2 separate regions of the Mus musculus genome follow, and region 2 is linked to region 1. The links are chromatin loops, found by intact Hi-C in ENCODE. Cell type or tissue: left cerebral cortex. All regions are shown on one strand.

What was found. Peaks named below come from ENCODE experiments on the same cell type or tissue, not always from the same donor. Only the 100,000 strongest peaks of a DNase experiment are listed, where the experiment ranks them.
Region 2: a loop joins it to region 1, with 4 times the contacts of the local background. A loop is called at or near these places in 9 of 42 quality-filtered maps.

The regions. Positions count from the first base shown.
Region 1 is chr16:50,429,269-50,434,268 of GRCm38, forward strand. Bbx (bobby sox HMG box containing) reads right to left here and starts at 3,121. Exons shown (of 17, transcript NM_027444.3): 1 at 2,974-3,121. In left cerebral cortex, CTCF peaks have their summits at 834 and 2,884; DNase peaks (open chromatin) are centred at 272, 646, 967, 1,457 and 4 more places; H3K4me3 peaks cover 3,609 bases; H3K27ac peaks cover 1,712 bases.
Region 2 is chr16:50,378,618-50,383,617 of GRCm38, forward strand. The region is part of intron 2 of Bbx (bobby sox HMG box containing); the gene reads right to left. Among named protein-coding and RNA genes, the nearest start is that of Bbx, 51 kb to the right of the region's middle. In left cerebral cortex, a CTCF peak has its summit at 2,527; DNase peaks (open chromatin) are centred at 2,549, 2,874 and 3,413; H3K4me3 peaks cover 1,166 bases; H3K27ac peaks cover 634 bases.

The DNA of each region.
Region 1 (5,000 bases):
GCACAAGTGATCACCACCCCCTGGGCAAATACACCGGTAACCAAATCGGTAAAGATCGATAGGCACTCCGTGCCTCCCTCTGCCCAAGAGCCAGGCAGCCTGGAGGAGCAACCGTAGCAGCGGGTCCAGGTATCGCAGCCCTCAGCGCTGCAGACCTGGGCGGCCACAGCCAGCTCCCAACAGCCTGGCTGGGTCACAATTCTGAGACGGAGATCGGAGTCGACCTGGGGAAACAAATTCTCCACAGCCCACGACAGCAAGCTCAGGCCACCAGGTCGGCGAGGTCGGGGTGGGGGAGGCTAGGAAACGCCGAGGGAGAAGGAGAGAGGGAGGGATCCCGGGAGCCCACCCAGGCTTTGTTGCTGGTCACCATCAACTTTGCATCTTAGTACAAAATGTCGATCTTTAAGGCTGACAAGACAGAGGCAGAGGTAGAGGGAGAAAGAGAAAGGCAATAGAGTCCATCTTGCTTTGGGGAAGAGGGGGAAGGAAAAAAATGAAGTGCAAACCCTACACTCCGGGCGTAAAAGTCTTCTAAACACCTTTCCAGAACGTAGGAGCAACGAGTGGGGTGTCCCTGTGCCCGTGCCCGCTCGAACTGGCGGCGGTCTGGGGGGAAAAAACGCCTCCTTCGCCTCCTCTTCCTCCTCCTTCCCCTCCTCCTTCTCCCGTTCCTCCTCCTCCCGTTCCTCCTCCTCCTCCTCCTCCCGCGGGCCCCGGCGAAGATCCCGCCGCCGCTGCCTCTGCCGCCCCCCAGGGAGGCACCGCCGCCGCCCGGCCCCGCGCTGCCATTCCAGCCTTGGACCGCGCGGCGTGGCGCGCGTGGGGCCGGGTGCCGGGTGGCCGCCCGGAGATGTCCGCTGCGGGGACCCCCGCGCCCCCTGGCCGTAGACTGGCTACAAAAGTCGCGCGAGCAGAGGTGGCGGCGGCGCGCAGGGGAGAGGACGCGCGTGGGGAACCCACGCCGCGAGTGGGCAGCCCCAAGGGATGGCCGAGAGCGCCCCTCCTCGTGCAGGGAAAGTACCCCAGTCCCCGCCAGCCAGCCCCAGGAACAGCAGCCCGGCGTCCACGGCCGGTAGACGAGAACTGGACGTGTCATTAGCAGGACAGGCAATGGTTTCAAAGCCCCAGGCCAATGACCATTAGCCGAGGCAGAGCTAGCTCGGTCCCCATCCCCCACCACCTCCACCCACCTCCCCCTCCAGCTACCTCCCCCCCCCACCTCCACCCCACCTCGAGAAACTTTTCAACAAGATCCACCTGGGCTAATTTGTCCTCAGACAGTTAAAATATTGACTAGACCCTACACACTGGGAAGGAAGGGGAATGCACGCTTTATTTTCCTTTCTGTAGAAAGGAAAGCAAAAAATAGCTTGTCTCTGTGTCTCTCCCTCTCCCCCCCCCCTCCTCTGTCGTACATGTTGTGTCTTAGCTTTTTGCATCGTTTCGTTTTACCTTCCTCATTTAGCAGAAATGATCGCGGGTATTTCACACATAAACGTGTTCCAGATTCCTGGATTCGGGGTCCTTGTAAATTACAAGAATCCGGTTCGGTCTCAGTTACGTTAAGTTTCATGCGATCTCCCCAAAATAAATTTTAAAATAATAATAATAATAATACATTTCTGAGGGTGAGCGAGCGATTCGAGGTGGAGGAGGGAAAGAAGCCTCCAGTCTGATTTCTGTAATTTACTAGCGACCCGGATCGCAGAAAATAACAGTGTAACACGAGCGTGGCTTCCGAGGGTTGGGGAGCTCTTTCTAGAGGCATCGACCCCATCCCCGGATAAAGGATCTGCAAGTTTTCTGTCATCGCGACCGTGCAATGCCATAACTTACCTTCAGAATGAGTCTTTAACCAGCCAAGGCCTTCCTCCTCCCCTCCACCGCCACCACCCCCAGCCTCGCTCTCTCCACCTTAAACTTATTGACACAACATAATCCCACATTCAAGCAAAATCCTGACACAGCCTCCCTCGTCCTCTCCCCCCTCCTCTCTTCCCTCCCGTTTCTCTCTCTCTCTCTCTCTCTCTCTCTCTCTCTCTCTCTCTCTCTCTCTCTCTCTCTCTCTCTCTCTTCCCCTCCCTCTCCCCTTTCCCTCCCCTCCCCTCCTCTCCCTCTCTCGCCTTCTTCGCCTTCTTCCCCTCTCCCCTGTTCTTCCTCCAGGCTACTCTGGCACTGGAACAGCACTTTCTCCACTCGCCGCGCATTTGGCTGGGGGTGGGGGGTGAGGGGGACACCGATCTCGGGGCCGGAACACCCAAATCCTAACTCTGCAGATGAACGAGCAACCGGGCTGCCGGTCCCGGTCACCGTCGCACACACACCAAATGTAGCCCCGACCCACCGAGGGCAGCCTTCCCGTACCTTCCACCCCTGCCCCGGGCTCCTCAGGCCCCACCTCCCCCGGCAGCCGAGCCCTGCCCGGGGCTCCTCCACGTACTTTCGCCTCCTTGAAGTTTGGGGCTCCCGGGGCGGCCACGAGCCGCCCGCCGGCGTGAGGGGACCGCTCCGTTGTTGTTTTCCTCGGGCGGCTCAACCCCGCGCCCCGGCTCCGTGCCCCCTCGGGCGGCGCTGCCCGGGCGCCGAGAGGTGCTGCCTGCAAACGCAGCCTGGCACCGGCTGGCCTACTCCTCCCCAGCCCGGCCCCCAGCTCGCGCTCGCCGGGCAGCGCCGCGCGCCCCCCGGCCCGGGCCCGCCGGCGCGGCCGCCGCGACCCTCGGCCCGACCTCTCGCCACCCAAAGTTTTGGCTGAGGGGAAAGTGGCCCGCGAGGCGCCGGCCGGTGGCGGCTCGGGCTCCGGACGCGCGGGTTCCCCTCGCCTTCCTCAAGTCCACCCTACCGGCTGCCGCCGCCGCTGCCGCCGCTCCTGCCGCGGAGTCCTCGGGCTGCAGCCCCGGCGGCTCGCAAGTGAGTAGGAAAACAGAAAGTGCGGGAGAGCGCCTGCGAAGGCTGCGGATGGCGGGCGCCTACCTCGCGGGCTCGCCGCGGCGCGAGGGCGTGTGTGTGGCTCGCCCTCAGCGGCCAGTCAGGGGCTCTCTATGGGAAAGTGGAGAGGAGCTTGCGGAGCCGCGCTGCCTCCGCTCCACTGTACACTGCTCCACATACAGTACATGCAACCCGGAGAGACTGAAAACACTCATTTTATATAAGGCAGCCTGCCATTGGCCCGCGCCGTGACGGACGGGCGGCGCAGCCAAACAGGAGGCGCGTTACACCCAAACACACGCACACATACACACATTTCACAGAGACACACAAAGATCATCACATTTTCTATTTTCTAATGTTCGGGACCTGTAGACAGTGGGCGAAGACAGGTAGTGAGGCCCAGCAGAGTAGGGGTCAGGAAGGAAGCCCTCTCTATACCAAGTTGCCAGGCTTGAAACTGGTGTCCTTTTGACTTGGGAGGGTTATGGTAATAAACTACAACTCCACTGGATATGGAAGTGAGGAGGGATGGGTTTGATCGCTGCCTTGTGGTGCCCCATGAAAGAGGCGAGCATTGTGTTATGATTTTACAGCCCGGCCTGCTAACAAGTGGCCGAGAAAGGCTTTTATCAGCTTAGATTTCTTTTGTCAATGGGTTAGCCATCACATAGGCCAAAATAGTGCGAGATAAGTTTATCAAGACTAGAATGCTTTGAGATTGTGACTGCCTCGTTAGCAAGCAAATTCAGAAAGTAAGAAAAAAAATCAATACAACAGGCAGAAACAAAGATAAACCTTATGCTAAAGTAGCCGAATGTGCACTTGAAAGTCAGAGGGCAATCACCTGTATGGGTACACAAGGTGTGCTGAAATTACACACCTTGTGGGAAAATGACAATCGACAGTCTGCCTTAGAAATAGACCTCTTGGTTCAATATAGCCAAGATTTATAATACACACACACACACACACACACGCGCGCGCGCGCGCGCGCACACGCACACGCACACACATCCTTTGTTTTATGTATTTCCCGCTGTATATGACTACTCTATGGTGGGTGATTTCTAGAGACAATGAAAGCGAGATCTAGTTTTAATGATATTTTTACTATGCTGTATCTTTGGCAGATCTTGTTAACAGTTTGATATAAACAAGTCAAAGGGATACTTAGAAAGAACCGAACCTAGGAATTAAAACAGAATAAAATGCACACACAAGTTTTTAACTAGTTGAGCAATCTTTTGAGCATATGAGTTCTTTTAGTCTCCTTCATTCTTAGAGTTGATTTTAGTTTTTATTTAAAGATTAAAATAAGCTTTCCCAAGATTGCCTTCATTAAATGGTTATTCAGCATCTACAACTCACTGGGACTATTCTAGGTCCCAGATGTTTTCCTGGAGTTCCTTCTGACCAGGATCCAAAATTTTCAAGAATCTTAAATACAAACAGTTTTGAAGATTAAATAGTATGATTTTTATAGTCTAACTGATAGCCTAAATTTTAAAAGTAAACCGAGTAAGAAAACCTTTCTGTTCTGGTTTTGGGTTTTGGACTTTTTGTTTGTGTGTTTGTTTGTTTGGGGGGGGGGGTGGTTTTGTTTTTGTTTTTTGAGGCAAGGTTTGACTGAGTGGCCTTGCCTAGCCTGGAAATCACTAGATATATCAGGCTGTCTTTAAACTCACAGAGACCCCACTGCCTCTATTTCCTGAGTGCTGGAATTAAAGGTGTGCACCACCACATCTGTCCCAGCTGTTTTATTTCCTTGATTCGTTCCTAAGATATTTTTTTCATAGTCATAAATAAATTAAGTGAACATGTGTGCTTGCATAAGAGTAGAAAAAGAAACCTAAAGAAAAAGAAGTTTATGAAGTTTAGAAAGTGAAGTACTGTTTAGAGGTGTGGTATTCTGTTTATTTTTAAAAGAAAATAAATTTTAAAGAAAAAAATCCTCTAAACCACGGGTATTCCAAGTGATAATACTGAAAGTCCTATCATATCCCTCTGCATGCAACTGACAGAAAGAAACAAGTATTCCTTATCCACAGTACACTGGTCTGAAGTCTGCG
Region 2 (5,000 bases), 51 kb before region 1:
ACCACTAGTTATAATATGGCATACAATTCGATTTACAAAGCTACTTTTAAAAATATTCTCTGCTTAAGACCATAGTTACTATCTATTCAGCATATTTAAAACATTGTTAGCATTTGAAAACAGAAGGACGAAGAAAATATGAGATTTTCAATTCAGATTGACTAAGAGCCAGGTACAAATGAAGGATCACCAATAGAGACATTCTAAGAATCATAAGAGACAGGTATGGTGGCACTCAAGAGTCCTGGAGACTGTCAAAATTTCAAGGCCAACCTTGCCTATTTACAAATTTCCTCACCTTTATCCCAGTACTGGGGAGGCAGAGGCAGAACGGCCTCTGTAATTCAAGGCCAGCCAGGACTATAGAGTGTCTAAAAACAAATAAGCAAACAAACTCAAGAAGGGCCATTCCTTTCCTGGGAGGACTGGAGTGGGGGATGAGGGCAAGGTGTGGGCAGGGGTGGAGGCAGGGGTGATATGATATTGAATTTCCCTTTTATCTACTCCAAGCTACCAAAAGCATACAACAGCAACAGTGTTTGTATAAAAATAACTATTATACAAAGCTCAATAAATGATAATATAATTGAAGATATTTAAAACAAAGCCATTACCTTGTTTGAAAATTCAGAACCTTGAATTTAGGTTTTCCAAACTTGAACATTTATTTGCATAATGATAGAAGACTAAAACCATGACATTTCCTCTTACTTTAAATACTCCCTAACATTTTTTAACCTTGGGATACATTTTCCTGATAACACACCTACATATCAGATATAGTTTTGATAAATTTAAGAATTCACATTTAATATAATTGACATCAAAAACTAATGTTTTACTAATGTAATAGGAAATCTTGCTACTATCTACATTACAATAAAACAAATTCTAAGTACATTTTATTGCATGAATCTGGGAATATGATAAAAAAGCGATGCTGTACATCCAAAAGAATTACCAATCAGAGCAATGCTGAAAGGAGACAGTGAAAATAATTGTCTCAAAAATTAACTGAGAAAAATCCAATGCACTTAAGAGCCTCCTTTTATTCAAAATACTGTAACAGAGTCACTTCTTTAAAATCAGGACAACAACAAGCAAAAAAAGAATACATATAGATAGGTAAATAAATAAAAATAAGCATGGGTCTCCAATTTATAATGATAATCTTTTTATGATTTTCTATACATAAAATATATAAAACTGATAATTAAAATTATCTAAACTGTCTACAAAACAACTTAAGCAACCAATTTTACTTAAAAATATTTTTCTTAATATCTGTTGTGTTTAGAAATAAACTTCTCAAATACAATCCAGTTATGGGGAATCCACCACCATAAACAATGACATAATCAACAAAGATATTCCAGAGATTGCTAACTCAGAATCCTAAAACAGTTTAAAGGCCTACGGAAAATACGAATAAGGATTTTTAATTCACTAAGAATAGGATTTTGTTACTGTTCTTATATACAAACAACTGAATGTGGCCAGGGACTAGAAGAGGAAACTTCATGTCTGATTAAAGAACCAGGGATCAAACTGGAGAACAAGCCGTATCAATAGTAAGGATTACTCTTTTAACTTTTTCTTTCTGGTAATAAAAGAGGCGCCCTAAACATAGGTTAAGTGTCTAAGTAGAAAGAAACATAAAGAAGTCCGTTGGGATGGGAGGGACTACAGAGCATCCATCAACATTTCCTTGAAAAGGCCTGCCAGGCTTTCAGAAGTTACACTTAAATAATGTGACCCTTTCCTGAGAGGACAATAAGGAGACAGATTAGACCCTTCAAGAAGTGATTCATCCCTGGACACGCATGGCGACAGGGGATCCTACATAAAGCCTGGACCTTGTGTGTTTGCTTAAGCCGCAGCACAGTCTCTGTAGCCCTTTAAGTGGGAAGTCTTTTTAAGGTAGCCAAATATCACAGGACAAGTGACTATGGCAGGCTCCTAATGGAGTGATAAACACACACGGCTCCAAGACCGTAGGCAGCACCTGCTCTGCTCTCCTCTCCATGTCTAACCAAAGAACGATCTGTGCATGATCTGCCTTGACAAGACCACTCATCTGACTTCCATTCTGAAAAATACTTAATCCCAAGAAGTAAGATAAACAATGGAAAGCAGGTTTTAGGAGGAAAGCCACTCACACTAACAACTCCAGAGAAAATGCAATCTGAAAGAGGCCCTGCGCTCTGCAAGCACACAGAGAGAGCTCTTCTCTCCCTAACAAGGAGGCTGGAGTAAAGAACAAGGGTCCATAATGGCCACAGATTACACCCCCAGATATAAAATCACTGAGGAGGGGCCTCAAATTTTAAATAACCACCTACTTCCAAAATCTCAAAATGAACCATTCTAGCTAGAGTGCAAATAGCCTCTGCCACCACTGTCTTTCCTTTCATAAGGAGGGGAAATGGCACGAGCAGGGCAGCGAGGGCTCTCTGGCTCCTGCGAACCTCTGCTGGCTCCTCAGAGTCAGGTGGCACCTCCACTGGCGCCAGTGCGCTGCGCTTCCCCCTCCTTCCTGCAGATGGAGTTAGAGAAAGAGACTGCGTAGGGCCCAAGAGCATCTCAGGCTCTCAAGCAGACTGGCAGGAAAATGAAGCCACAGAAACCCCGTGCTTCCAGAGGGGGGGTAAAAGGCAAATGTAGATGCTGCTGCTTTGAAAATACCGTAGAATTCTAACCTAGTCACTGGCCCACCATATTTTCAGTAAAACACACAAAAGCTCATGAGAAATGGCTTTAGATAACTACTGACAAATCAAGTTTAAACCCCACCCTCTTTCCCACAGTCTATGTCCCTAATAGGAGGCAGGGTGGTAAAATGCCCTCTCCTGAATGAATTTATATTCAAGTTGCTCTCCGTCTGTAGCGCCTTGCTGTTGCCTGGAAACAGGAAACCCTTCCCACCTACATGCTTCCTGACTGCTCCCCCCATGTCTCCCTCTTCCAGCTCAGTGAAGGTACCTGGCCACGCTTCCAGATATTGTTTGTCTTAAAGAGTGACTCTATACAACAGAGCAGCAGCGTAACTGCTCAGACAGCACACTAACGAGCCACACAAAAAAGTACTGATAACGAGCTTATTCAGTCAGAACCAAAGACGCACACTTTAATACCAAAAGAGTTTAAAATAGCACACGTTCATTGTTCATCAAAACAAATACGCTGAATAAAAACAAACAAAAACAAACAACCCAGAAGTGTGGGATTTGTGTAAGCCACTCTGAAAGCCTTACTTCCTTGGGACAAGGGAGGGCATGACCCGTTTCCCCGGTGCCTCCTCACGGCTCCCAGGGCCAGCTGTTAAGCCTTTATCGAGTCCTTTCCTGCGTTCTACTCCCTTTGCTTCCAATGCACTTCAAGCATTGATTTTCATCCATCATTACTACATCAAAACAACGACTACATCGTATTATCAATTACTTAGAAAACATGGTTGTGCCAAGAAGTAGCAAAGCGATCTGCACATCTCTTAGTACTCCTTGTCACACTATTCCTATGCACTAGCAGCCAACAGGGCAGGTACTATAATCTTCCCACTTTACAGGTGATGACCCTGATGTTTAGACAATTTGAGTAATGTCCCCAAAGACTAGTAAGCCTTCAGTGCCTTCTAGGAAGATAGCAGAACAATTTTCCTCTCCAACCCTTCCTTCTTTCATTTTTCTGACAAATACATGGACCAAATGCAGGCTTCCCTCTAGCTAGCTGAGTCCACTGGGCTCCACATCCAAACCAACACTACACTAGAGTCCATCTGTCTCACCTTTACCACAGGCTAGGGCCTTAAGGTTCCATCCTGGTGTTTAATTAATAAGGCTTACAAGAAACAAATATATGTTTTTCAGAGATGTTGTAAAAATAAGTCTCTTCAGGCTGAGAATGTGAGTCTATGACTCCACACCTAGCAGGCACAAGGACCTGAGTTTAATCAACAGCATTATAAGAACAGACCAATTAATGTCTTTAAGGAATTTTAGGGGAAAAAAGTAACAAGTTAAGTTTTGGTCGTCTTCTAAACTACAGACTTAGGACCCTAATGCTAAGACAAAAACAAACAAACGAAAACCAAAATAAAATGGGTAACTTCACAGATAGATCAATAAATCAATTGACTGATCAATCCTCTGAATAGCAAGTTATACCTTAAAACTACTAAAACCCAGTAAATTTGAATCACAGATTTACTCAGTGTCTAATTTTGTTCAATTAACATTCCCTGTTTGGGCTGGAGAGGTGGCTCAGTGGTTAAGAGCATTGGGTGCTCTTCCAGAGGTCCCGAGTTCAATTCCCAGCAACCACATGGTGGTTCACAACTGTCTGTAACTCTAGTTTCTGACACCTGCACACAGATAGACATGCAGACAAGTACTACTGAACATAAAATAAACAATAAATTTTTTAAAAAACCTTCCCTGTTAACAATTCTATAAATCATTTTAAAATTAAGGATTTTCTATATGTACAACAGAAAACAAGCTACATATACATAACTTAGACCACACAAAGACTTCAAAAGAAAACTAAAACTCACGAGTTGTCCCAAGGACAAAGACTTGGTGAATCCCTAAGCCAGAATTAACAACCGTTGAGTAATTTCAGACACTCTATCCTCTAGTTAGAAGTGGAGGCTAGAAAGATGGCTCCATGATTAACAGCACATACTATTCTTATAGAGACCAGAGTTCAGTCCCCGGCACCCTTGTGAGGAGGCTCATAACAACCTTTAACTCCAACTCCAGATGATCCAGGGTTCTCTCTGGCTCCCATGGGCACCTGCACTCACCTGCACATACCCTGACATCGTCCCCCCCAGCCCTCCCCCAACCCTACTCCACCCCACACACAAGCATAATTTAAATAAATTATTTTTGAAAGGAAATTACTCTGAGATACAGGCAGTATTTTACTCTTGAATACACTTTAAAAAAAAAAAGTCATTCAACATTTGTGTGAGCAAAATCACAAAATTACAAGCTAAC